Regions from separate parts of the Homo sapiens genome. Here all the other regions are linked to region 6. Evidence: chromatin contacts called from ENCODE Hi-C or POLR2A ChIA-PET data. All regions are on one chromosome and are shown on one strand. Each heading gives the region's core, a stretch centred on a gene start or an enhancer-like site at or near the end of the contact. The rest is flanking DNA. Distances are from core to core; before and after follow the strand shown.

Region 1 (3,270 bases), core at 479-2,978, 810 kb before region 6:
AAGCAAAGGTCACAGTCTTTCCAGTGCCAGGTTTCTAGATGAGGGCTCTTGCACAGAGAATAGGTGACTGGATGCTGGGCTTCCAGGCCCTGATCTGCTGCTGCCCACTTGGACCAACAATGGTTGCATAAAATGTTGCCCTCGGGTAAGTATTTCTGAACTCTGCGGAAGGTTGACCACTGGGGAATGAGTGTCACTGGCTGGGGTTCATGGGCTTAATTCTCAGGAGGTCAGCGTCCTGTTGTCTGTCCTCTCATGGCCCTGGGAGACAGAGAAGCAACGTCTGCTCTGATTGGCCTGGACTCAAGGTGGAGTAAACCCGAGAGAGCAAAGACCATGAAGGGGATGTTACTCTCCTCCTCTATCAAGGCCTCGCCCATCAGAAACTGCCCCCACACCCAGGACCACGTGACCCCGTGCTTCCCCTGGCTCTTCTTCCTAGAGGCCACATGCCTAGAGAGCTTTGGTGTTGGTGGGAGGGTGGAACAGCAGCTTGCTGGCAGCTCAGACTCAGAGGGTGTTAGCCTGGGGAAGGAAGAAAGCTCAGAGCATGGATACGGGAGCTTGAGTCTGTCTGGGGTAGAAGCTGGGGTGGTTTCCGCTAAAGCAGGATAGATGATCAGTGTGGCCCCAGGGGCAGGGGAGGAGGGCTACTGGGACCTGGGTCTGTTCCTGCCTCAGAGGGAAGTTCTCCGTGAGCATCAGTTTTCAAGCACACAGTCTTGAGGACAGCCTCTCTCTCCCTGGAGCCTGGCTCACGTTATCTCTTGTGAAGCCCCCACACCCTCTTGCAGCCCTCTAAGTGGGACGTTTCCTTCAGAGACCACCCACAAGGGCTGCCCAAGTGGAACGGGCTGTGCGACAGATGTGGGTCACTTCCGACTCTGGGACAAAAGCTGAGAAGAGAGGCCTCAGAGAATAAATAGGAGACTAAGAGGACAGGCAGACAAACAGGACGAGCCTGGGGGCTCCAGGCCTGGACGGAGGAAGAAGCCAGCTATGTAAGAAACGAAGGCAACTTGGCGCCCTCCTCCCACCTTGCTTGCCTCCCTCCCCTGGGCCCAGGTCCCTCGGGCTGCTCTGGACTTCCCGCCAGGTTCCAGTCCTTCCAGTCCGGGAGAGGCCGGGAATGGATATTTAACCTTCCACCTTCTTTAGGGGGCTCTGAGCTTAGTCTCCCGGGGCTCACGTACCCTTGTCCCCAGGGCCCTGCTGCCTCTCGAAGTACCCTGGGGCGCTGGCTGAGAGCCCGTTAGAGGTCCGAGGGAGGTATCTGGGAAGGAAAGGAGGATATGCGGAGACCTGGCTCAGCAGAGAGGAGCGAGGAGAGAGAGGAAGTTCTGAGAGTGGCAGATAGAGATCGCGCGGTCAGAGGCGAGCGAGGCAGAGAAGGGGAGGTGCAGGCGGAAACGAGGAGCACCGGCCGGCTGCCCTCCCAAGAGACGCGCGGCGCGGGAGGCTGGACCCACAGCAGTCGCCCCTGCCCGCCTCCGCCTAGGATGGGAAACCTGGCGGAGGCTGAGAGCAGGAGAGCGCCACTGGCAGCCCCGAGGGGGCGAGCGCAGCGGAAGGTGCGGGTGGGCCCCGGGCCGGGGGTCACTCACCGCAGGCCAGGGCGGTACAATGCGGCCATGGCACCTGGGCAGGGGCTGCGGGGTGGCCAGGAACCGAGCGGAGCCGGGGAGGTATGGAAGGCGGGGAAGGAGGGAGCGCGGCGAAGCGAGCCACAGCAGAGGCTGGCGGGAGGCGCTTAAAAAGGAGGGGGGCAGGCGCGGGGGCGGAACCTGGTAGGGCTGGCACTAGCTTTCCTCCGCCCCGCTGGCAGGCCAGCTCCCTCGGCCCCGGGGCTCCAGGCTCCAGGTCAGCCCAGCCGCCGCCCCAACCCCTGCCTCCAAACCGCCAAACCCATCTCTCCCATTGGAGGACTGGGTCCACTCTTCGGCCCCCGACTTCGAGGCCCCGCCCCCCATCCGCCACCGCCCTCCCAGCCGCACATGATGTAACTTTGAGGACTCTTGCTCCCGGGAGAGACACTAGGTGGCAAACAAGCTAGGAACGAGGGGCGAGGCCAGGGGCGGGAGACTACAGGGGCCAGACGTCTAGAAGTTAGGGGGTTGGGCATTGCCTTTCCAGTTCCTCCTCCTGGGGACGCGACACCCTGAGTCCTGGGCCTTTCTGTAGTCCAAGTGCCCAATGCTAAGGTCCACTTAGTCCCCAACTCCTAAATCCCCGTTTCTCCTCCTGATCAAGGCTCCTTTCTGCCTTGCCATGAAATGGTGGAGTCTCTCTACCCCTGGGTCTCTTCCTTGGTCCTCTGATCTGGTCATTCTCCTCCCCCGGCACATCCCCTCTTCCCCTGACGGAGTCTTACTCTGTCACCCAGGCTGGAGTGCGTGCAGTGGCGCGATCTCGGCTCACTGCACACTCCGCCTCCCGGGTTCAAGCAATTCTCCTGTCTCAACCTGCAGAGTAGCTGGAATTACAGGCGCCTGCCACCACACTCGGCTGATTTTTTGTATTTTTTGTAAAGACGGGGTTTCTCCATGCTGGCCAAGCTGGTCTCCAACTCCTGACCTCGTGATCCGCCTGCCTTGGCCTCCCAAAGTGCTGGAATTTACAGGCGTGAGCCACCACGCCCGGCCTGGTCATTCTTTCTCTCCACAATCCAATGAGGAAACTCATCTGCCCACCCAACTACCATCATAAAGTCCTCAGGTGATTTCTCAAGCTATACCTCCATTGGGACATCTCTCTCCAACCTGAGACCACTGGATATCACCCACAATGCTATATAGCACCTCAAACTCAGCATATCTATGATGGGTGTCTGCTCAGCATCCACTCGCCTTTTCTGGTAATAGCACCCTGATTTTCTTTTGGGGAACCATCTCCTCAGTCTGTATTGTCATGTGGGTCTGATGTCACCCCTCTTGGGGGTAGGCTTGCAGCTTAGCCAACTTTTGTGTTCCTCACTCTGGCCACAGCAATCAAGGATGTTCAAGGATGGGCATGAGATCCCTCTCTGGGACTTTTTCTAAAACTTTGGAAGTTAGCTCTCTTTCTGCTGAGTTGCTGAGCTGGTAGAATATAAGCCTGGAGCTGCTGAGTGTTAGCTTGGCACTGCAAAGCAGGAACCTGGCTGAGACAGAAGCCAGCCTAGAGGAAGCAGAGCAGGGAGATGGCGAGCAATGGATTCCTGATTTCAGTTACAGGAATTGATGCATTTCTTCTCTTGCTCAAGCTAATTTTAATTGGAGTTCTGCCACTTGC
Region 2 (2,865 bases), core at 1-2,500, 950 kb before region 6:
GCATGAGGAAAGCCCTACCTTACAGAGAACCTTGGCCATCTCAAAGGTGCCCACAGTATCCATATTGGCAGCAATGATGGGAACCCCAGAGTATGTCTGCTTTGAGTTCCGAAATGAAAAGGATCTTGTGAGATCCACCTGCAGATATGAACAGGAAATTGACCATTTCATTAATCCAAAAAACGTACCATATTAGGACAAGGACAGGCATCTTTCTTGGTTGTGGCCCACCGGGAGCGTGGGGTCAAGAAACAGCAAGTAGAGAAGCTTGCTCACCTCACTTCGAGACTTAAGGGTACTGCGTTTGGGCCTCAAAAGGACATCCTTGAAGTCCAGTTTCACATCGTTGTCAATATGAGGCATGGCGCTTAGCCTCGGGGTAGCGATGAATCTGAGGGCTGGAAGGCAGGAAGTCATAAGGACCAATCTTCCCCTGGGCTTTAACGCCCTGTTACGGCTGGTGGCCTCTCTTCGCTTAAGTTGTGGAAGGTCGGGCAAAGGCCGAAGTGTGGTCCCTGAAGCCTGTCACCTCGACCCATCCCGTGGCTGCGATTACCCTAGGGCTCCATCCCAGGTACTGTTTGTTGGGGAGGAGAGCTGGGAAAGGGTTGTGAGAGACCCTGACGGTGCATTCCTTACCCCGCTACACTTCCTTCTTCTACCCCTGCAAAGAGCAATGGGGCAAGAGGCTGATTTAGGGGAACGAAGGAATGTTGGCGACGGGGGGCGGGGAGGGTTCATAACTAGTTTCCGGAATAGAGGTACTCACTTCCTGTTGCCTTGGTCCAGGCGGCAGTTGACCAAAGACCACCTTGCTTAGCAACTAACCTCGTGCAATCCCGCTAAGCCTTCTGGGCCACGCCAACAGGTTCCTCTAGTTGCCGGCGAGAACTACTAGCCGACGAATTCCAGCTTCGGCGGCGGCAGGGCGAGGCCTTCTGGATAACAGAGTTCACGCACTGAGGTTGCTGTTGGATCCGAGGGGGTTAGACTACAACTCCCAGGGGGAAACGGGCGGGACCGCCTCCTGGCACGATGGGAGATGTAGTTCGTTCTGCCCCCACTTTTCGCTAGCCCGGGCTCGCCAGGGACTCTCAGAATCGCAGAGTCGTCATCTCTGCTGTTGCTAAACTGGATGCCTCATTCCAATTTACGACGTCACTGAACCGAAACGCGGGAGCAACCCTGAGCCTTTCCGGAACCCAGTGGGGGGGGGGGGGGGGGTGGAGCCAGACAGTGACCCGGAAGTAGAAGTGGCCCTTGCAGGCAAGAGTGCTGGAGGGCGGCAGCGGCGACCGGAGCGGTAGGAGCAGCAATTTATCCGTGTGCAGCCCCAAACTGGAAAGAAGATGCTAATTAAAGTGAAGGTGGGAGCACCTCCAGCCTTGCCAAGACGCAGTAGTACTGGGCTGGCAGCAGTGCCTTACGGGAGACGTGGGGAAGGAAAACCACGCCTTTCCCTAGCCTGGAGGACGCTGACTGCCTCAGGGCTCCGCGCGAGGGGTGGTGGGAAATAGGGGGACCCAGAAGGGCTTTGAGAGCGGGGCCCAGGTCCCACCTGACGACCCTGGGGTATTTTGCCATGCCTGCTTTTTTGCCAGGACTGTGCTATCACCCAGAATGGGGTCGCTTTTGTCGGGTCTCACTGTATTCGAACCCCCGCAGTCATAGAGAAGGCCTAGCAGCGGCTTGACTCCCCCGTCTCTCAGATTCTTGGAGTAAGCGCTGCTCTCCATTCTTCATTCCCAGGGTACCTGCTTCTCCCAGTCCCTAACGTAGGTCGCCTCCGAGCACAGCCCTAAAATCGGGGCCTCCCAAGGGCTAGACTATGAGCCTTTACTGGTGGTTGCCAAGGTGTGGTATCTCACCCGTCCTACAGGAACCAAAGCGGGGAGTGTGTTCAGTCAGTACCTGCCTTTCTGAGCCTGGCATCCTGGACCAGCCTCACTTCCTTGGCTGAGGCAGGTTAGTTACCGCTGCCCTAGTTCTTGCTACTAGCCATGGTTTCCTTCATCTGCATCTCTCAACTCCCGTGGTGGTTCTTCACCAATTTCCAGCCCTCGTTAGTCCTATCTGCTGTTTCCTCTTTTGTGCCTTCAGACAGACAGAGACCCCCCCCCCCACGCCCCCCTCAAAAAAACAAAACTGCTGACAAGTGAAGTCTAATGCTAGTTTGGCCTTTTTGTAGCTAAGTAAATCTATCGTTATTTCATCAGCTTCTTAGCATATTTACCGTACATAATAGTCATTCTTAACCTTCTCTTCCCCAGTCCTTCCAAACTACTTCTTAGCTAAGATTTGAGGTCTAGTATTAAAATAGTATGTTAAAGATGATTTTTTTTAACGTTGAGTAGCGGCCTATATAAGAGTCGTAACATCAATTTAATAGGTGAATGGGTCACTGGCGCCATTAAAAAGAGAAAATAGGCTGGGCGCGGTGGCTCACGCCTGTAATCCCAGCACTTTGGAAGGCCGAGGCAGGCCGATCGCTTGAGCCCAGGAGTTGGAGACCATCCTGGGCAACATGGCGAAACCCTGCCTGTACAATAAATTCAAAAAATTAGCCAAGGGTCTGGGCGCATGCCTGTAGGCCCAGCTATTCGGGAGGCCGAGATGGGAGGATTGATTGATCCTGGGATGTCGAAGCCGCGGTGAGCAGTGATGGCACCACTGCACTCCAGACCCTGCCTGAAAAAAAAGGCCGGGCCCAGTGGCTCACGCCTGTAATCCCAGCACTTTGGGAGGCCGAGGTGGGTGGATCACCTAAGGTGAGGAGTTCAAGACCAGCCTGGCCAACATGGTGAAACCCCGCCTCTACTAACAATACAAAAACTAGCCGGGCGTGGTGGTGGGCGCCTATAATCC
Region 3 (2,948 bases), core at 449-2,948, 990 kb before region 6:
AGGCAGGAGAATCGCTTGAACCCAGGAGGCAGAGGTTGCAGTAAGCAGAGATCGTGCCACTGCACTCCTGCCTGGGCAACAGAGTGAGACCCTGTCTCAAAAAAAAAAAAAAAAAAAATTTAAAGCACTACCTTCTTACCCAGGTGTGAGTTATAAACACACACATGCCACATGGACACACTATTCGCAAAGACATCACACACGTGTACGTGTGGTACACACACACTCACTAGCCACCCTGAACCTCATAAAGGCTCCACCAGAAAACCTTCTTTGCAGTAGGCACAGGGAAAAAAATCACAGTCTTTAAAAGTACATATGAAGGTCTATCAAATCAGACTGGGGCATTTTAGAGAACTTCCTCGAGGTGCCACTTGAGTTACATTTTTTTTTCTTTGTACTGTGGAGTTCAAAAAGTTAAATCTTAAAGATAAACAGGAATTACTGTGGCAAAGGAGGAGTGTGGAGAAAGGAGAGTCAAGAGGGAACAGGCTAACATATTTAGGAAACTGCAAGTATTTCTGTAGGCTGTCATGAAGAGTTTTTGGCAGGGTCAGGCAGGATATACAGCCAGAGAGTAGGCAGAGCCCAAATGCCAATAGGTCTGATGTGCTGAGCTGAGAGATTACAATTCTATCCTGAAAAGGAGCCACTCAGCACTTTTAGGCACAGATATGACGTCAAATCTGCATTTTAGAAAAATGGATTCAGTAGCACAGAGGATGGACTGATAACAAGGGATGAGGTGGAGAACACTGAAAAGACTTTCAACAATCTGGAGAAGAAATTCGGAGTTTGAACTCCTAGTGGCAGTGGGAAGAGAAAGAGTATTTAAGCGAGTTTAAGAAGTGAGGAGGAAATAGTGCCATTCACTACAATAGAAAACATAAAGGCCAATGTTTAGACAGGATGGATGAAAGATAATTTATACCTTTTGGCTTTTGGAGTTTGAGGTGTCTCTGGGACACCAGGTGATATCCAACAGGTGTTTGAATATGTATGTGCATGTATATTATTTATTGTTATTTAAGCTTGCAAGACATCTGGGCTGGAGATATAAATTTGGGTGTCATCAATTTACAGGTAGTAATTAAAACAATGAGTGTGGATGAACTCACCCAGAGAAAGTGTAATGCCAGATTTGTGGGCCAAAACAGCTCTGAGGAGCTCCAACTCGAAGCAGTTGAAGGCTTACATTTAAACATTCTCCCAGGAACAGTGGGTGAAGTGAAAAAGGGGTGAGGAAAGGGCCCTGGAGATCACCAACATTTAGGGGTGGAGGTGAACAGATGAGAAGAGAGAGGCAGAGGTGCAGGAGGAGAAGCCAGAATGGGGGTGTCAAGTATAAAGAAATGGGTAGCGTCAAATGCTTCAGAGGTTAGAGAAAATGACAGGAAACTCCCCCTGTTAGATTTGACATCTAGAAGGCTGTCGGTGTGGCCAGGGTGAGGTCAGTGGAGTAGTGAAGGTGCGGGTTTCCGGCTGTTGGAGAAACCTCTTCCACTAACTACATTGCACTCTGAGTTACCAACTGGCATGGTCCTCCCCCCATTTCACACGCACGCTACAGTCGCCCGTGCGCACTCGTACACACCAGGTGGCTAACAGGTACGAGGCGTTTCCGGACAGCGAGCGCAGAGCCCCCGCGCACGCGCCTCCGAGCCGGCCTCTTCCGCCGCAAGTCCCTCCCCAAGCCTGCAGAGTGCGCTGCGTTTCGATGAGCCGGGACGTGGCGCCGCTCTAGCCAGCGCCTGGGCTCTGTGGCGGGCGCCGCAGCTCCGCGTCCCCCGCGCCTCCTCCCAGCGCAGGTGGGTCCGCCCGCGGGGGGCGGGGGTGCCCGGGAGCCGTGGGACGGGCGGGTAGCGGCAACCTTTGGGGAGCAGAGTGGTCCCCAACGCCCAGGTGCCCCGGCTCGCGCTCTGGCCCGGGCGAATCGGGCTATAGGAAGGGCCACACGGATGGAAGTCCTAGTCCGGGTGCTCACCTCTTGTGGAACGTGCAAAGCCTGTCCCAGGACCTCTTTACACTCTGGGGGTCTCTGCCCAGGCACGCTTGCTGCTTCCGGACACAGCTGTGGGCGGAGCTAGTAGGGGCGGGGCTACGTGATTGACACTTCTCTCCTCAGACTTCAAGGGCTACCACTGGACCCTTCCCCTGTCTTGAACCCTGAGCCGGCACCATGGTGAGAACCCTGAGCCCAGCCCTTCACCTCCGCAGGCCCGCGCCCTCACCCCCAGTGGCAGTGCCATGGTTGCCCCGTATGAACCTAGGGCTCCACAGTGTGGGGTTTTTGCAGGTCAGCTTCTGCAAGGCAACCTGCACTCTTCCAACCCGTTCATCCTTGTAGCACGGACGCCTGAAGGTGAAGACGTCAGAAGAGCAGGCGGAGGCCAAAAGGCTAGAGCGAGAGCAGAAGCTGAAGCTATACCAGTCAGCCACCCAGGCCGTATTCCAGAAGGTGGGGCCCTCAGAGGTAGCCCCGACCCCAAGTAGCTCCCTTAGTATAGTGCAGAGGCCAAGAGCTGGTCCCTAGAGTCAGACTGCCTAGATCCAATTCTGGGTTATCTCACTTATAACTGTATGACTTTGGGCAAGTTGCTGAATCTCTTTGGGCCTCAGTTTGCTCATCTGTAAAATGGGGCTAATAATTGCACCTACTGCATAAGGCTGTTGTGAAGATTAAATGAGAGAATACCTGTAAGGCCATAAAGCATGGTTCATAGTACCTGTTGTATAATGTGGGATTCACAGAATATTGGATGGTTTTAAGTTTACGTTATTTAGTCCTGTAGTGGGAAAATTATATGATCTCTAACCCTGCCACCTATCTTCTTAGCGCCAGGCTGGTGAGCTGGATGAGTCCGTGCTGGAACTGACAAGCCAGATTCTGGGAGCCAACCCTGATTTTGCCACCCTCTGGAACTGCCGACGAGAGGTGCTCCAGCAGC
Region 4 (3,285 bases), core at 786-3,285, 700 kb after region 6:
GCTTCCTGCCATATTATATTGAAATAAGAACCAGCTTGTTATCCACTCTTTTTTTTTCTTTCTCAGCAACATAGGTTTAGGCTGAACTTATGTTCATATAGCTGCACAAATCTCCACGGGTATGAATATAAATCTATCTATTCAAATAGACTCTAAAGGTTTCTTAGGTTATTTCTCTTCTTTCTAGAACTTAAGTAAGGCTTTGATCACCACTGATAATACATCCGTTAGTTAATGCGTGTAGAGTTTCCAGTCTAAAGGCAAATAAAAAGTGAAAAGGGGCCGGCGCAGTGGCTCACTCCTATAATCCCAGCACTTTGGGAGGCTGAAGCAGGCAGATCACCTGAGGTCAGGAGTTCAAGATCAGCTTGGCCAACATGGCGAAACCCCGTTTCTACTAAAAATACAAAAATTAGCCGGGCGTGGTGGCAGGTGCCTCTAATCCCAGCTACTCGGGAGGCTGAGGCAGGAGAATGGCTTGAACCCAGGAGGTGGAGGTTGCAGTGAGCCGAGATCGCACCATTCACTGCACTCCAGCCTGGGTGACAAGAGCAAAACTTCATCTCAAAAAAAAAAAAAAAAAAAAGTGAAAAGGCAGGAACGCTGTTGTTCACCTGCTGTTTTAGGAATTTTGCTCACGTACAGTTCAAAATATTAAGAAGCTGAAAATAAAGTACCTGGTCATGTGTGGAAAAACTTACAGCTAAAAGGTGAGATGAACTGGGTCTAGAAGGTCGGATTCACGTGAAATTAAAAGGGCAACGAAAGCCAGAACTTAATTTCTTAAAAAAAGTTAAAACAGGCCGGGTGCAGTGGCTCATGCCTGTAATCCCAGCACTTTGGGAGGCCGAGGCTGGCGGATCACAAGGTCAGGAGTTCGGGACCAGCCTGGCTAACAATGGTGAAACTCCGTCTCTACTGAAAATACAAAAATTAGCCGGGCGTGGTGGCGCGTGCCTGTAGTCCCAGCTACTAGGGAGGCGGAGGTTGCAGTGGGCCGAGATCGCGACACTGCACTCCAGCCTGGCCGACAGAGCAAGGCTCCGTCTCAAAAAAAAAAAAAAAAACAGTTAAAACCCTCAAAATAATCCCACTTGTTAAAATACAAAACCTGAAACCATTTCAGTTTCTTCTGCAAAATGAGTTGGAGAGAGTAGGGTTGAACCAGGCATGCTCTTTCGGGCCTTTCGACGCTGACATCCCGGGATATTACACCAGGTTCAAGATACCAGCTTGCGGAAAGAGAGCTGCTAAACTTGACCATATGCTTTTTGCACGACATTCGACAGCTGTCCCTCCCTTCACCAGCTCTTTTAAGGCTGCAAATATATCTGATTCACGTGAGAGTCCCTACAAGTTAGTACAACGTCAGGCCCCAAGGAGGCGCCCAATAAATGTTGGCATTGCAGGGCCAGATCCCGAGTTCCAGTTCAGAACCCTGCTGAGGTCAGGCTTCCTCCCTGCCTCCCGCCCCTCACCACACCCACTCACTCCCCCAAGTAATTAAGTCTAAACTGGGGCCTGTGCAGTGATTGGCCGCGCCGGGTCTCACTGCGGATGAACTTGACTTGTTCCAATGATCTGTGACAGACATCTGCAGACAGCGCCCTTAACAGAATTAGGGTCAGGCTGGTATCAAACCCCAGGAACGCCAGGCATTGCCTCAAAGTAGATGCAAACCGTTAAATCTTCCAGGACTCAGAAGGACCAGAGAGAGCCGGATACCTCTGGTTAGCTACGCGGTCCCCAGTAAAGCTTATTCCCCTCTTCCTCCCAGTGTGTCTTGTTGCCAGAGCAACTGTGGGCGTCACCGAGCTGACGGGCGGAAACAGAACAGAAAGAGTACACGTCCCCAGCTCATTGATAGGGCCATTGCGCAGACGCATTAACTTTTCTGAGTTGTAGTTGAGTCTGTTGATGCAGTCCGCGTCTGCGCATTAGTTGTTACGCGCCCTGGCCGGCCTCAGCGCCTGCGCAAATTGGCACACCGGGGAGGGCGGAGTTAGGTCACGAGGGTGCGCATGCGCAAACAGCACATCCGGTGTGGTCGACGGGTCCTCCAAGAGTTTGGGGCGCGGACCGGAGTACCTTGCGTGCAGTTATGTCGGCGTCGGTAGTGTCTGTCATTTCGCGGTTCTTAGAAGAGTACTTGAGCTCCACTCCGCAGCGTCTGAAGTTGCTGGACGCGTACCTGCTGTATATACTGCTGACCGGGGCGCTGCAGTTCGGTTACTGTCTCCTCGTGGGGACCTTCCCCTTCAACTCTTTTCTCTCGGGCTTCATCTCTTGTGTGGGGAGTTTCATCCTAGCGGGTAATGGTTCTATAAGTGATCATAATAATAATGTGTTACTTTGGTGTGCTGCTTTTGTTTTCATAGTACTCTATATCAGACCACCGCCCCTTGAAGTTATGAGAAGAGCCTGCATTGCCCTTTTGTTGTGAATGGGGAAATTGAGGCTCAGAAAGCTTAGATTATATGCCTAATACCAAACGGCTCCGTAGGAGTTGGACTTAAAAGTCTAAAGAAACCACCTTCGTGCCGCTACTCCACTTGGTGATCCACTTCACTTAATATTGGTCCGGGGAAAACCCTATTCCAACTTTAACTTAGGTTTAACACAACTCTAAAATTAGTAGACTTTTCAAATGAAAAACCCAACCTTGAATCATCTCTGTCATCTTGGCCTAATCATTACCAATCTCCGGTGAAACGTTTCAATGAAAGTGCAAAGAATATAAATACTGGTGCTTTTCTTGTTGAATCATCCTTTACTTGATTTTGCCTTTTAGCTGCTACTACTTTTTTTCTTGTTGAGGAAGCTGTTATTTCACTGTCCTGAACCCAATTTTTGTTCACATAACTCTATTTTAGCCTTATTTTTCCTTTTGATTCCAGGATTTGGTAACCTTGTAGACTGCTATATTTAGCGAGAACAGTCTCCATCAATTTTTGTTAAAATCTGACTTTTCTTGCCCAACGGGGATTCAGTGAATACTGAAAACAGGCGTGGCCTCTATCACTGGTATCACCTGCTACTTTGACTTTGAAAACATGCCAGCATTCATGGTTTCTTTTCAGTGTGATCATCAGTCAGGTCATCAGTTGTATTTTCAGTCCAATATGAGGCATTATGGTAAAAGCTTTGGCACATGTTCTTTATCCGTAAAGAGTTTATGGTCTAGTTGGGGTACAGACAAAATACAGCATTGGAATTGTCTGGAGGCCTGGCACAGTGGCTCATGCCTGTAATCCCAGTACTTTGGGAGGCCGAGGTAGGCAGATC
Region 5 (3,164 bases), core at 211-2,710, 850 kb before region 6:
GGGCGAAGGGGAGACTGGAAAGAAATCCTTAGGAGGAGCTCCTGTGAGTGGGACTCAAGTCTCTTCCCACCATTGTGGTTTCAAGTACCTTTGTCTTCATCCTCCCCCTTCTTCTTTTCATCCTTGTCTTCCTTCTGCAGAAAGAGAGGAGCTCATGAGAGTCAGGACTAAGGTTGATTACCCCCATAGTTGGATCCCTTCTCCCAGGTCTTCCCAGCTTGCCTCCTGCTGTTTCTTCCGCTCCTCTTTCTCTTTCTCCTTGACTGGATCAGGCACTGGGATGTCCAATGGGGCCTTCAGATTGCTCAAGTTGGCTTCATTGAGAGCTGGCTCCTGGTGTAGGGTGGGAGGAGGGCTGGAGGTGAGGGAGTTCCTCTCACCTCACTCTCACAGCCTCCAGACTCTTCTCTTGGCCTTTACTCCCTAGCTCCCTGCCCAGCCGCGGTACCTTTAAAAATGCATCCAGCTCAGAAATCTTCTTGGGGAAATAGCTCCCGAGCAGGTTCTCTGTCTGTGTGTGAGGTGGGGGTGGAGGAGGATGGGAGTCAGCATCAAATGCCCGTCCTAGGTAGTGAGGCAGGGTTGAGCAGTAGGAGTTGGGCAGGGGTGGGGCCACGCTGATGGGGCATGTCTTACCTTGGTACAGAGGTCTTCACGAAACACATCCACCTGTGGGGCACACGCATCCCTTCAGAAACTTGGCTTTAAGGCCAGTTCATTTGAGGACAGTTCCCTTAGGGTTATGTAGGGCCTGACCTGGGGAAGGGTGGAGGGGATCCCTCTAAGGCCAGACCTGAAGAAAGCGAGATGGATGCCTGTAGGGTGGGTTGGGGTGGTGGAGAAGGTGGATCTCTGCAGACCTGGATCTACGGAAAGTGGAGTGGGTATCCCTGGGGCTGGATATGGGGGATGAGAACATTCCTGGCGGTGAAGGGCCAGTGTTCACGTGAGAACAGATCTCTGGGGTCGCCTGGCAGGTGTGAGGAGGGGTGCTGAGAGTCCTCTGCAAGTAGGACAGGGATGGGGTGGGCCCCGGGACCCTCCCTGAGGGAAAGGCCAGAAGGTAGCTGGGGCAGTCCCGCACCCAGTCTGTGTGTGGCCCCGGCCCCAGGCCAGCGGAGTTCCCCTCCACGCCAGCTCTCCGCTTCACCTCACCCCGCAGAACCACGGCCGCCTCGCCTCTCCCCGCAGGCAGCAGTCGCCGCCCTCCCCGGGGCGCAGGTGCTCCGGGCGCGCCAGCTCGGCCGACTGCCCCCGACTCGCGTGGGAGCCTGGGGGGCGGGTCGGGGATGCCCCCGGCCGCTCCAGCCACGCCTCCCCAGTGGGCCCTTTCTAGACCCCGCGGCGCTCACCTTGGCTTGGGCCTCGGGCTGGACCCTGAGCATGGCCATGACCGGGACGGGGGGCCTAGCGCCGCACAAGGAGTGGAGTGGGCACCGCGAAGGGAAAGCGAAAGCGGTAGGGCGCTCGCACCCAGCTCCGCCTTCCTGGGTAGTGGGGCGGGGAGGGCTGGAGGAGGCGGGGTCGGATGGAGGAGGCGGGGTCAGCCCTGCCATGGAAGGGGCGGTGCCGCAGAGGAGGGCGGCGGGTGAGGCTCCGCCTAGCGCGCACAGGCGCTCTTCACCCACCCTCCCCGCGCCGCCTCGCGAGGGCCAGCTTCCAGGCTCCCCACCTCCGCTGGCCCGGTCCCCGCCTCCCGCCTCCCGCCACCTGCCGCCCGCCGCCTGAGGACGGCGGGTCCGGGTCCTCCCATCGCCAAGCCCAAGCCAGTCTCTCCGCGTCCCAACCTCCACCTCCCGCCTCCCAACTGGCTCCCCACCTGCTCTCTTCTTCCCCTGCTCCGCCTGGGACAGATAAGCTTTACTTAGGGCTCTTCCGTCTTTCCCTAGAGATGGAATAAGACCTGGCCTGTCTTTCCTAGCCTTGCTAGCGTGGGCCTCTGGCTCTGCCGACATCCTGCGCACCTGTAGCAACACCGGCACCAGAGCTGGCAGCATCCCTATCCAAGCCCGGACCAACTCTCTCCTGGACCACGGCTGCAGATGCCATTCTATAACCCACTCTCACGGAGCAGCGGGTTCATGCCTCTCTCTGGCTTAAAACCCTTTCTCAGCTGCCTGTTGACCTTTGAATGAAATCCAAAAGGCTGTCGCACCTGTCTCCCCTTTAAGTCCACTTTCTACTGCTTGCCCCTTCATTCATTACACTTGCAAATATTTGGGCTATTTGTTTCTCAGATGTGTCATGTTCATTTCTGCCTCAGGGCCTTTGCCCTTGCTAATAATCCCTTTGCCTAAAACACCCTTACCCTGGGTGTTGTCATTCGGTTCTCAGTTTAGATGTCACCTCTTCAGAGAGAACTATTTTCATCATCCTTTATAAGGAACCTCCCTCCAAATCTATTACAAATCATCCTGTTTTAGTACATTCATAGCATTTATCTCTCTGATATTAGCCAGGTGTTTTTTTTTTTTTTTCCAGGATAATTTACTGATTTAAACCAGGTTTTGGCAAACGTGTGTGTGTGTGTGTGTGTGTGTGTGTGTGTTGGGGGACGGAGTCTCGCTCTGTCGCCCAGGGTGGAGTGCAGTGGCACCATCTAGGCTCACTGCAACCTCCACCTCCAGGGTTCAAGCGATTCTCCTGCTTCAGCCTACGGAGTAGCTAGGACTACAGGCGCGTCCCACCACGCCCGGCTAATTTTTTGTATTTTTAGTAGAGACGGGGTTTCACCATGTTAGCCAGGATGGACTCGATCTCCTGACCTCGTGATCCGCCCGCCTCGGCCTCCCAAAGTGCTGGGATTGCAGGCATGAGCCACCGCGTCTGGCCAACTTTTTCTATAAAGGGCCAGAGAGTAAATATTTTAGGCTTTATAGGCCTTACAGTGTCTGTCTACTCAACTCTGCCATTGTAGTAGGAAAGCTGCCATATGTAAATGAATTAGTTTGGTGAGATAACATTTTATAGACACTGGAATTTGAATTTCATGTAACTTTCTCCTGTAATAAAATATTCTTATTCTTTTGCTTTTTCAACCATTAAAAAATGTAAAAATGGCCGGGCACAGTGACTCACGCCTCTAATCCCAGCACTTTGGGAGGCCAAGGCAGGCAGATCACTTGAGGTCAGAAGTTCGAGACCAGCCTGGCCAACATGGTGAA
Region 6 (2,876 bases), core at 277-2,776:
TGTAAGAGAACATTTGGTTATAGATTACAGAGGCAACATCCCTAACCCCATTAGACATCATCTTATGTGCAGGAAAAGGCAAGGACTAGGGTCATTTATCTTTTATTATTATTATTATTATTATTATTATTATTATTATTAAATTTTTAGAGGCAGGGTGTCACTCTGTTGCCTAGGCTGCAGTGCAGTGGTGCAATCATAGCTCACTACAGCCTACAACTCCTGGGCTCAAATGATCCCCCTGCCTCAGCCTCCTGAGTAGTTACAAGTGCATGCCACCAAGTCCAGCTAATTTTTAAATTTTTCTGTAGAGACAGGGACTCGCTATGTTGCCCTTGCTGGTCTTGGATCCTAGCCTCAAGCAGTCCTCCCTCTTTGGCCTCCCAAAGCGTTGGGATTAGGTTTATGAGCCACTGCGCCCAGCCCATTTATCTTTTAAGGAATATAGCGACTCAGGCAAGAGACATAGAGGACTGTGTGCCCTATCCTGTTTTGTCTTCAAAGGATCTTTCCAGAGACGTCAGAGTCAGAGGCTTTGTGAAATTATGTTGCCAAACAGAATTGAGCAAGCCTGTCTTCTTACATTTGTTACTCTGTCTCACAGAAGATGGGGAATCCTAAAATACAAATTTTGGCCCATAACTTCATACTGTGTGGGATACTGCTTTGTTGAAGTCCATTTTATTGGCATCCCTTTCTTTTTGTAAGTTAAAAAAAATTTTTTTGAGACAAGGTCTCGCTATGTTGCCCAGACTGGCCTCGAACTCTTGAAATCAAGTCATTCTCCCACCTCAGTCTTCATCCCTTTCTAGCTAGCGAAAAACAAATACTATGGAGAGCTCCGCGTCCTCTTTTCTAGGGCAGGGAGGGGAGCCTGAGGGTCTGGTAGGTCCCAATGAGGTGACTGCTCCAGCACTTCGTCTTTGGGAACATCTGTCTGGTGCCAGTTTGACCCGGGGAACGGCCTAAGTCGCCCGCAGGCTCCTAAGGTCCTCGTCTTTCCGGGTGGCAAGACATCTGATCCCTCTCGAGAACAAGTTCCCAGTTGCTTTAGGCGCTTTGTTACAGCTGACGCTGCTGGTGGCGGTTGGGCTCTCGGCTGGGAAAGGCGCAGCTCGTTTGTATGGCTCCGGAGGGGGCACTGAAAAGGTCTTCCTGGAGGGCTTCCTTCAGAAGGAAACAAATTGGGAGTTGTTGGCGGTCCAGACAGTTCAGCAAAGTGCAGTATCCCTCCTTGGGGAATTTCGGAAGGATCCTGGTCCGGTGTATTCCAAAGGTCCGGCGCCGATAGGTCGACGGTAGGGGGAGGTACCATGCACTGCAGCTTGGCCCCAGGGGACATCTTCCCTGCCCCACGCATCCAATAGATGACCCCAGCTGAGGCCCACGCAGCCAATACCTGACTTCAGCCGAGACCCACGCAGCCAATGGCCAGCCCAGTGCGCTTCGCCCGTGCCCGCCCGCCTGCGCCTACCAATCAGGACTCGGGCCACCTTGGCACCGCCTCTGGACGCCCACCCCACCCATCCGCCCCGCCTCCAACTTGCTCGAGCAGGGCTGGGTAGACCGGCGCGCTCCCGGGGACGGTGGGGGGGGCAGTCCCGGTTTCGGCCATCGCTGGGGTGGGCTCGGAGCGGCCGCACCGGGCAGCAACCCCACTCCCACTCGGAGGCCCCCTGCCCTCTCCCCCACTTCCCCCCGGCCCATGGTGCGAGGCTGGGAGCCGCCGCCCGGGCTGGACTGCGGTGAGTGATCCCCAGCCCCTTGGACTTCCCCTCCCAGCTCGTGTACGGTCTCCCACCTCTGGAGCCCCATCCCCGCGCTGGTGGGGGGATAATTCTAGGTTCGAAGTGGCCCGGTTCTCTCTTTTTTCTCCTCTGGACTTTTCGGTTCCCTCCCCTGTTGTAACTAGGGGAGGGTGAGTGTCTGTGTAGGGGAGGGCAAGAAGGTTGGGTTGGGGCGCCCTTGGCGAGAGTAGGATTGAGATTCGCCTGCCTCATGGGGCTTATCGTCCCAAGTGCAATAACTTTTTGTTCCCTGACCCAGTTCGGAGCCTTCTGGACTGCCTGTGAAATGGAGGATAGGAGAAACATTTCCTTCCCAGGCCCCCCCGCCACACAAACCCCCAACCCCCACGGCTACCTCCTGGCGACCTCAACACACGTGCAGAACCTGGCCTTGCTTCTGGGGATCAGTGGCCTTTGGGAATGAAAGGTTTAGAAGAAACTGCCCCTCTGACTCCCGTACCCAGCCATACTAAGAGAACCAACCAGGAAACTGAGAACCTGAGTCCTCTGGGGTTCCTAGTGTTGCGTCCTATTCTGAGACTCCTAAACTGAAAGAAGACTCAAGCTGAGACCTGTTTGGTAATGTGGGCCCCTATCAGGAGATTTTTTTTTTTTTTGTCATGTGAACCTCCTTCCCATCATACACTTGAAGCCCTTTTATATTACATGATTCGGTTAGTTGGTAGTAATTGAAAAAGCCAGATTGGGAATTTTAAAGATAATGCATACATATCTTAAACATTATAATTAAAAGTATATCCATTTCACCAATCTTTTGATGTAGTGGTGAGACTGTTTTTGTGTCTAAGACTGCTGTTCAGAGTTCCCAATTCTCTTTCCAGTATTAACTACACAGGGAGTCTCAAACCTGGCTGTACCCTGAGAACTTTTAAAAACTTTGGATGCCTGGACCCCAGTACAGACTATTGAACCTGAATGGGAAGGAGGGTGGCCTGGTTTTTAAGCTTCCCAGGTAATTCTAGTGTGCAGTCTGAGAGCCACTCAGGCACTTTCATCATCTTTGGTTTCCCGTTTTGCTTTATTTAAAGTGAAGTATGAATTTAGACACTTCTGAGTGCAGAGTACTTT
Region 7 (3,250 bases), core at 751-3,250, 880 kb before region 6:
GCAGCCCCCCAAGGGCATGGACAGGGCAGAGCTATAAGCCTGGGGGAAGCCTGCACATCTATCCTTCCTCCCCAGTCTGCTGAGTCTAGCAGTGGTTGGACAAGGGGAAACTCACCAGAGACGATTCCTGGTGGCAGCAACTGATACACCTTGTAGGGCTCAGCAACATCCATGCGGCCCCTCTCAGGAACCTCCTTAAATTCAGAACTCTTGTTGAGTGCACAGCGCAGGCGAGTCTTCCAGACAGCTGGACCTCCTGTGTCCCCCTCCTTATACTTTCCCTTAAATATTGCCCAGGCCTAGGAAAGAAAGCAAGGGAAGAAGAGGCAGTGTGTTACAGGCTCCACCTGCCCCTCCAATAGGACTGGCTTTACAGGCGTGCAGCTCTGAGCTCAGAAGGGATTATGCAGGGTCTGTGCTCTGCGTTGCCATCTTGAAATCCTTGGAAATTTTTTTTTTTTTTTTTTGAGACAGAGTCTCACTCTGTCACCAGGCTGGAGTGCAGTGGTGCGATCTCGACTCACTACAACTCCACCTCCCTGGTTCAAGCGATTCTCCTGCCTCAGTCTCCCGAGTAGCTGGGACTACAGGCATGCACCGCTAGGCCCAGCTAAGTTTTGTATTTTTAGTAGAGACAGGGTTTCACCATGTTGGCCAGGCTGGTCTTGATCTCTTGACCTCGTGATCCACCCACCTTGGCCTCCCGAAGTGCTGGGATTACAGGCGTGAGCCACCGTGCCTGGCCAATATCCCTAAAATTTTTGAACAAGGCCTCCACATTTTCATTTTGTACTGGACTCTGCAAATGATGCAGCTAGTTTTCCTCTCCAATCTGTCCCTTATCTGAAACCCAGGCAGACGCAAGTGCTCGAGGATGAGTGTACCAGTGTGTATACACCATCCCACACACAGAGGAACAGTGGTTTCCAGGCCCTTTCACCTTGAAGAAGGCAGCATCCTGGTCCTCCCGGAAGTCCTGCTTGCCTGCATGTTTCCAGGGAATCCGGAACATGGTCTTAGCTGTATCATCCCAGCACACTCCGGGAAACTGCCCACTCTCCACTTGCTCCACCACCCAGTTCCGGAGTTTTCGGGTGCAGCGTGCCCTGCCTGATGCCATCCTGGGGGATAATAGGAGCAGGATGCATCAGAACTGACACTTTGGGAGGGAACATCTCCTGAGACCCTGGCCATTGAGACTAGATTCTGGCAACAGGTCCCAGAGATCCCATCCATCTTCTTTTAGCTCCAAACACATTTCAACACTCTATGGGACAGAATTGTTTCCTTTCTGCCATCACTAGCAGTGACAAACAACAACAACAACAACAAAACCCCCCAAAACATTGTTTTTAGCACTCTAAGCTGTGATACCTGGAAGGAAACCTTGGGCACTGGTCTTAATTTTAGGACTTTTCAGAGATGTATTGTTTACAAAAGAATTCCTTTGGTGATCGTTCCTGGTGACAGGCCCTGTCTAGATTCCCGAGCATCAGCAGAGGTAGGTTCTGCTGAGATCCATCAGGCTCTTCACCCACCGCCCCACAGCCTACACAACCTAGCCTGACCCCCACCCCCTGCCGGCCCCAGGAGTAGGTGGGGCAGGAAGTAGGGGTGGGGTTGGAGCTGCAGCAGAAGTGGGCAGGGCCAGATGGCAAGGAAACAAATGGTCCACTGAGGCTGGGGCCAGGAGCCTTCTTCCTTGAACAATCCAGCAGTAGGTCCTCCTGACCTTTGCCTACAAGGGTCTGGGGAGCTGGCCCTTGTCAGTCTCACTCTCAGGCTGAATCTCCCACTTCCTGACTTAAGAGATCTTCTGTCTATCCCTCAGTCTAACAGAGCGACCCCTAGGACCCCCTGCCCTCAATCTGGCTGGACTTTCTAGCCCTAGATCCCAGGCTGACTCCCATCCTTGGCTGATCTTACCTGAGTTGCTGTCCAGGCTGTCGCAGGGCTCAGACGACCTCAGCTTAACTCCTGGCTGGGCGGCTGATCTCTCCGCCCCTTTCTACAGTCCCCACCCTAAGTTTCAGTTCTCCTCCAGGGAGGGCCTTTTCCCAGAAATCACGTGGTCTGAGTTGCAGGGAACTGGCGGCCACTAGAGGGCAGCAGCATCTGAGCATCTCACTATCAGGATGCCACTGTCGCAGCAGGGGGGCCCTGCCCTGCTGGCTCAGCTCCAGCCTGGCTCATTCCCCTGCCTCCCTCAGATACTCTTGCTTCTATCTGACCTCTGGGTGACACCGTGGCTTCCCCAGGGAGGCCAGTTTCCTGGAGTCAGGCCTGGGACCTCTGGACTGCTGTGTACACCTGTGCATCTGCATTCCCCCACAGTGCCCACCTGATACATATTGGGTGACTTCAAATACCAGTCAAATTCTATGAAAGGAAAAAAGGAGGCAGGGAGGGAGGAAGCCCAGGCCAGGCTGCTGGATGGGGAGGGCCTCCCTTGACCATCCAGGGTGTCAACTCCTTCCTGGTCCTGAGTCCAGGGAGGGTCAGGCACTAGGTTGCAGGGGGCCCTTTTCAGCAAAGCTCTGTTCACCCCGCTCTTTCCCTGGTGCCCCTAGATGGTGGCACCAGGAAGAAGGACCACCAAGAAGCCTGGGTGGTAAGATGCCTCTTTATTGGTGCTGGAGCTGTTCCTGAGGGAGCAGGCCATGGGACCCTCATCGGGACCCTTGCCCTCAGCTACTTCCGCCTGCGGGGGATACTCTGTCCCAAGGGTACCTCTTCTGTCAGCTTCTGCAGAAGGAGAGAGAAGGTAATGATATTGGAAGCCTGGAGCTCAGACACAGTCAGCACCAGGTGACTTCTGTAGGGTGGGTTAAGAGATGAGGCTGGGTGGAGGCTATACCTGTAACAAGCGGGCCTGGTAAGCAGGGGGATCCTCTCCAGCCAAAGGCTGGGGGCGTACGTGCAGGTAGCGCTCAGTGGCCGTCTCCAGCTCTTCCACCTCATACAAGGTGGCTGGGTCCAGCGAGTGGGCATTGATGAGGCTCACAAGATACTCTTTGTAGTGTGCCCTGGGGAGAAAAGGGAGCAGAATATTTGTTGTGTTGGCTAATATTAACTGAGTGTGTCTAACATAGCTGGACTCTGAGACACCTGGACGAACAAGATTAACAACCCACCTGTGCCCACACTGCCTGCTACTATCTACCCATGCCCTTGCCCAGAAAGCCTCCTCCCTCCCACCCACTGCAAGACCTACTGCTCCCAAGGACCCATTTTACTGCCTGGGCATGCC

Evidence for each region. Hi-C counts contacts between places; a loop is a spot of excess contacts on that map. ChIA-PET counts read pairs that join two places held with the same protein, here RNA polymerase II (POLR2A). Pooled maps may share reads with other maps.
Region 1: a pooled map shows a loop between it and region 6 (5-fold over the local background). The contact joins the promoter of PCK2 here to the promoter of HOMEZ in region 6. A Hi-C loop is called at or near these places in 4 of 50 pooled maps. POLR2A ChIA-PET finds 5 or more read pairs at or near these places in 2 of 52 experiments (activated CD4-positive, alpha-beta memory T cell and activated T-cell).
Region 2: a pooled map shows a loop between it and region 6 (3-fold over the local background). The contact joins the promoter of NEDD8-MDP1 here to the promoter of HOMEZ in region 6. A Hi-C loop is called at or near these places in 5 of 50 pooled maps. POLR2A ChIA-PET finds 5 or more read pairs at or near these places in 2 of 52 experiments (HepG2 and activated CD4-positive, alpha-beta T cell).
Region 3: a loop to region 6 is called in a pooled map, with 7 times the contacts of the local background. The contact joins the promoter of RABGGTA here to the promoter of HOMEZ in region 6. A Hi-C loop is called at or near these places in 3 of 50 pooled maps. POLR2A ChIA-PET finds 5 or more read pairs at or near these places in 2 of 52 experiments (CD8-positive, alpha-beta memory T cell and WTC11).
Region 4: a loop to region 6 is called in a map of B cell, with 24 times the contacts of the local background. The contact joins the promoter of DAD1 here to the promoter of HOMEZ in region 6. A Hi-C loop is called at or near these places in 2 of 168 maps with a recorded cell type or tissue (B cell and CD4-positive, alpha-beta T cell) and 8 of 50 pooled maps. POLR2A ChIA-PET finds 5 or more read pairs at or near these places in 1 of 52 experiments (activated naive CD4-positive, alpha-beta T cell).
Region 5: a pooled map shows a loop between it and region 6 (5-fold over the local background). The contact joins the promoter of PSME1 here to the promoter of HOMEZ in region 6. A Hi-C loop is called at or near these places in 6 of 50 pooled maps.
Region 7: a pooled map shows a loop between it and region 6 (8-fold over the local background). The contact joins the promoter of IRF9 here to the promoter of HOMEZ in region 6. A Hi-C loop is called at or near these places in 2 of 50 pooled maps. POLR2A ChIA-PET finds 5 or more read pairs at or near these places in 2 of 52 experiments (GM10248 and WTC11).

Annotation. Positions count from the first base shown.
Region 1 is chr14:24,092,769-24,096,038 of GRCh38, reverse strand. It overlaps PCK2 (phosphoenolpyruvate carboxykinase 2, mitochondrial), which reads right to left and starts at 1,728. Exons shown (of 10, transcript NM_004563.4): 1 at 1,605-1,728. The coding sequence starts at 1,633. All of the region lies in intron 1 of NRL (neural retina leucine zipper), which reads left to right. RefSeq lists enhancers at 1,333-1,402, 1,056-1,705 and a silencer at 1,713-1,962.
Region 2 is chr14:24,230,752-24,233,616 of GRCh38, reverse strand. NEDD8-MDP1 (NEDD8-MDP1 readthrough) reads left to right here and starts at 1,250. Exons shown (of 7, transcript NM_001199823.3): 1 at 1,250-1,367. The coding sequence starts at 1,350. NEDD8 (NEDD8 ubiquitin like modifier) reads left to right here and starts at 1,250. Exons shown (of 4, transcript NM_006156.3): 1 at 1,250-1,367. The coding sequence starts at 1,350. GMPR2 (guanosine monophosphate reductase 2) reads right to left here and starts at 688. Exons shown (of 10, transcript NM_001002002.3): 1 at 640-688; 2 at 277-398; 3 at 19-138. The coding sequence starts at 363. RefSeq lists enhancers at 1,060-1,354, 521-1,386.
Region 3 is chr14:24,270,347-24,273,294 of GRCh38, reverse strand. It overlaps RABGGTA (Rab geranylgeranyltransferase subunit alpha), which reads left to right and starts at 1,698. Exons shown (of 17, transcript NM_182836.3): 1 at 1,698-1,808; 2 at 2,126-2,182; 3 at 2,348-2,458; 4 at 2,837-2,948. The coding sequence starts at 2,180. It also overlaps a transcript of NOP9 not described here. RefSeq lists enhancers at 1,351-1,430, 2,171-2,380 and silencers at 1,521-1,620, 1,691-1,980.
Region 4 is chr14:22,587,974-22,591,258 of GRCh38, reverse strand. It overlaps DAD1 (defender against cell death 1), which reads left to right and starts at 2,035. Exons shown (of 3, transcript NM_001344.4): 1 at 2,035-2,312. The coding sequence starts at 2,102. RefSeq lists enhancers at 1,755-2,396, 2,397-3,038.
Region 5 is chr14:24,134,490-24,137,653 of GRCh38, reverse strand. It overlaps PSME1 (proteasome activator subunit 1), which reads right to left and starts at 1,460. Exons shown (of 11, transcript NM_006263.4): 1 at 1,353-1,460; 2 at 637-669; 3 at 449-511; 4 at 223-333; 5 at 89-134. The coding sequence starts at 1,391. RefSeq lists silencers at 1,127-1,416, 1,467-1,886.
Region 6 is chr14:23,284,782-23,287,657 of GRCh38, reverse strand. It overlaps HOMEZ (homeobox and leucine zipper encoding), which reads left to right and starts at 1,526. Exons shown (of 2, transcript NM_020834.3): 1 at 1,526-1,745. The coding sequence starts at 1,706. RefSeq lists an enhancer at 1,017-1,296 and a silencer at 1,387-1,796.
Region 7 is chr14:24,160,015-24,163,264 of GRCh38, reverse strand. It overlaps IRF9 (interferon regulatory factor 9), which reads right to left and starts at 2,000. Exons shown (of 9, transcript NM_006084.5): 1 at 1,927-2,000; 2 at 941-1,121; 3 at 116-299. The coding sequence starts at 1,120. RNF31 (ring finger protein 31) reads right to left here. Exons shown (of 21, transcript NM_017999.5): 20 at 2,858-3,026; 21 at 2,610-2,745. The coding sequence ends at 2,692. RefSeq lists enhancers at 835-894, 1,884-2,273.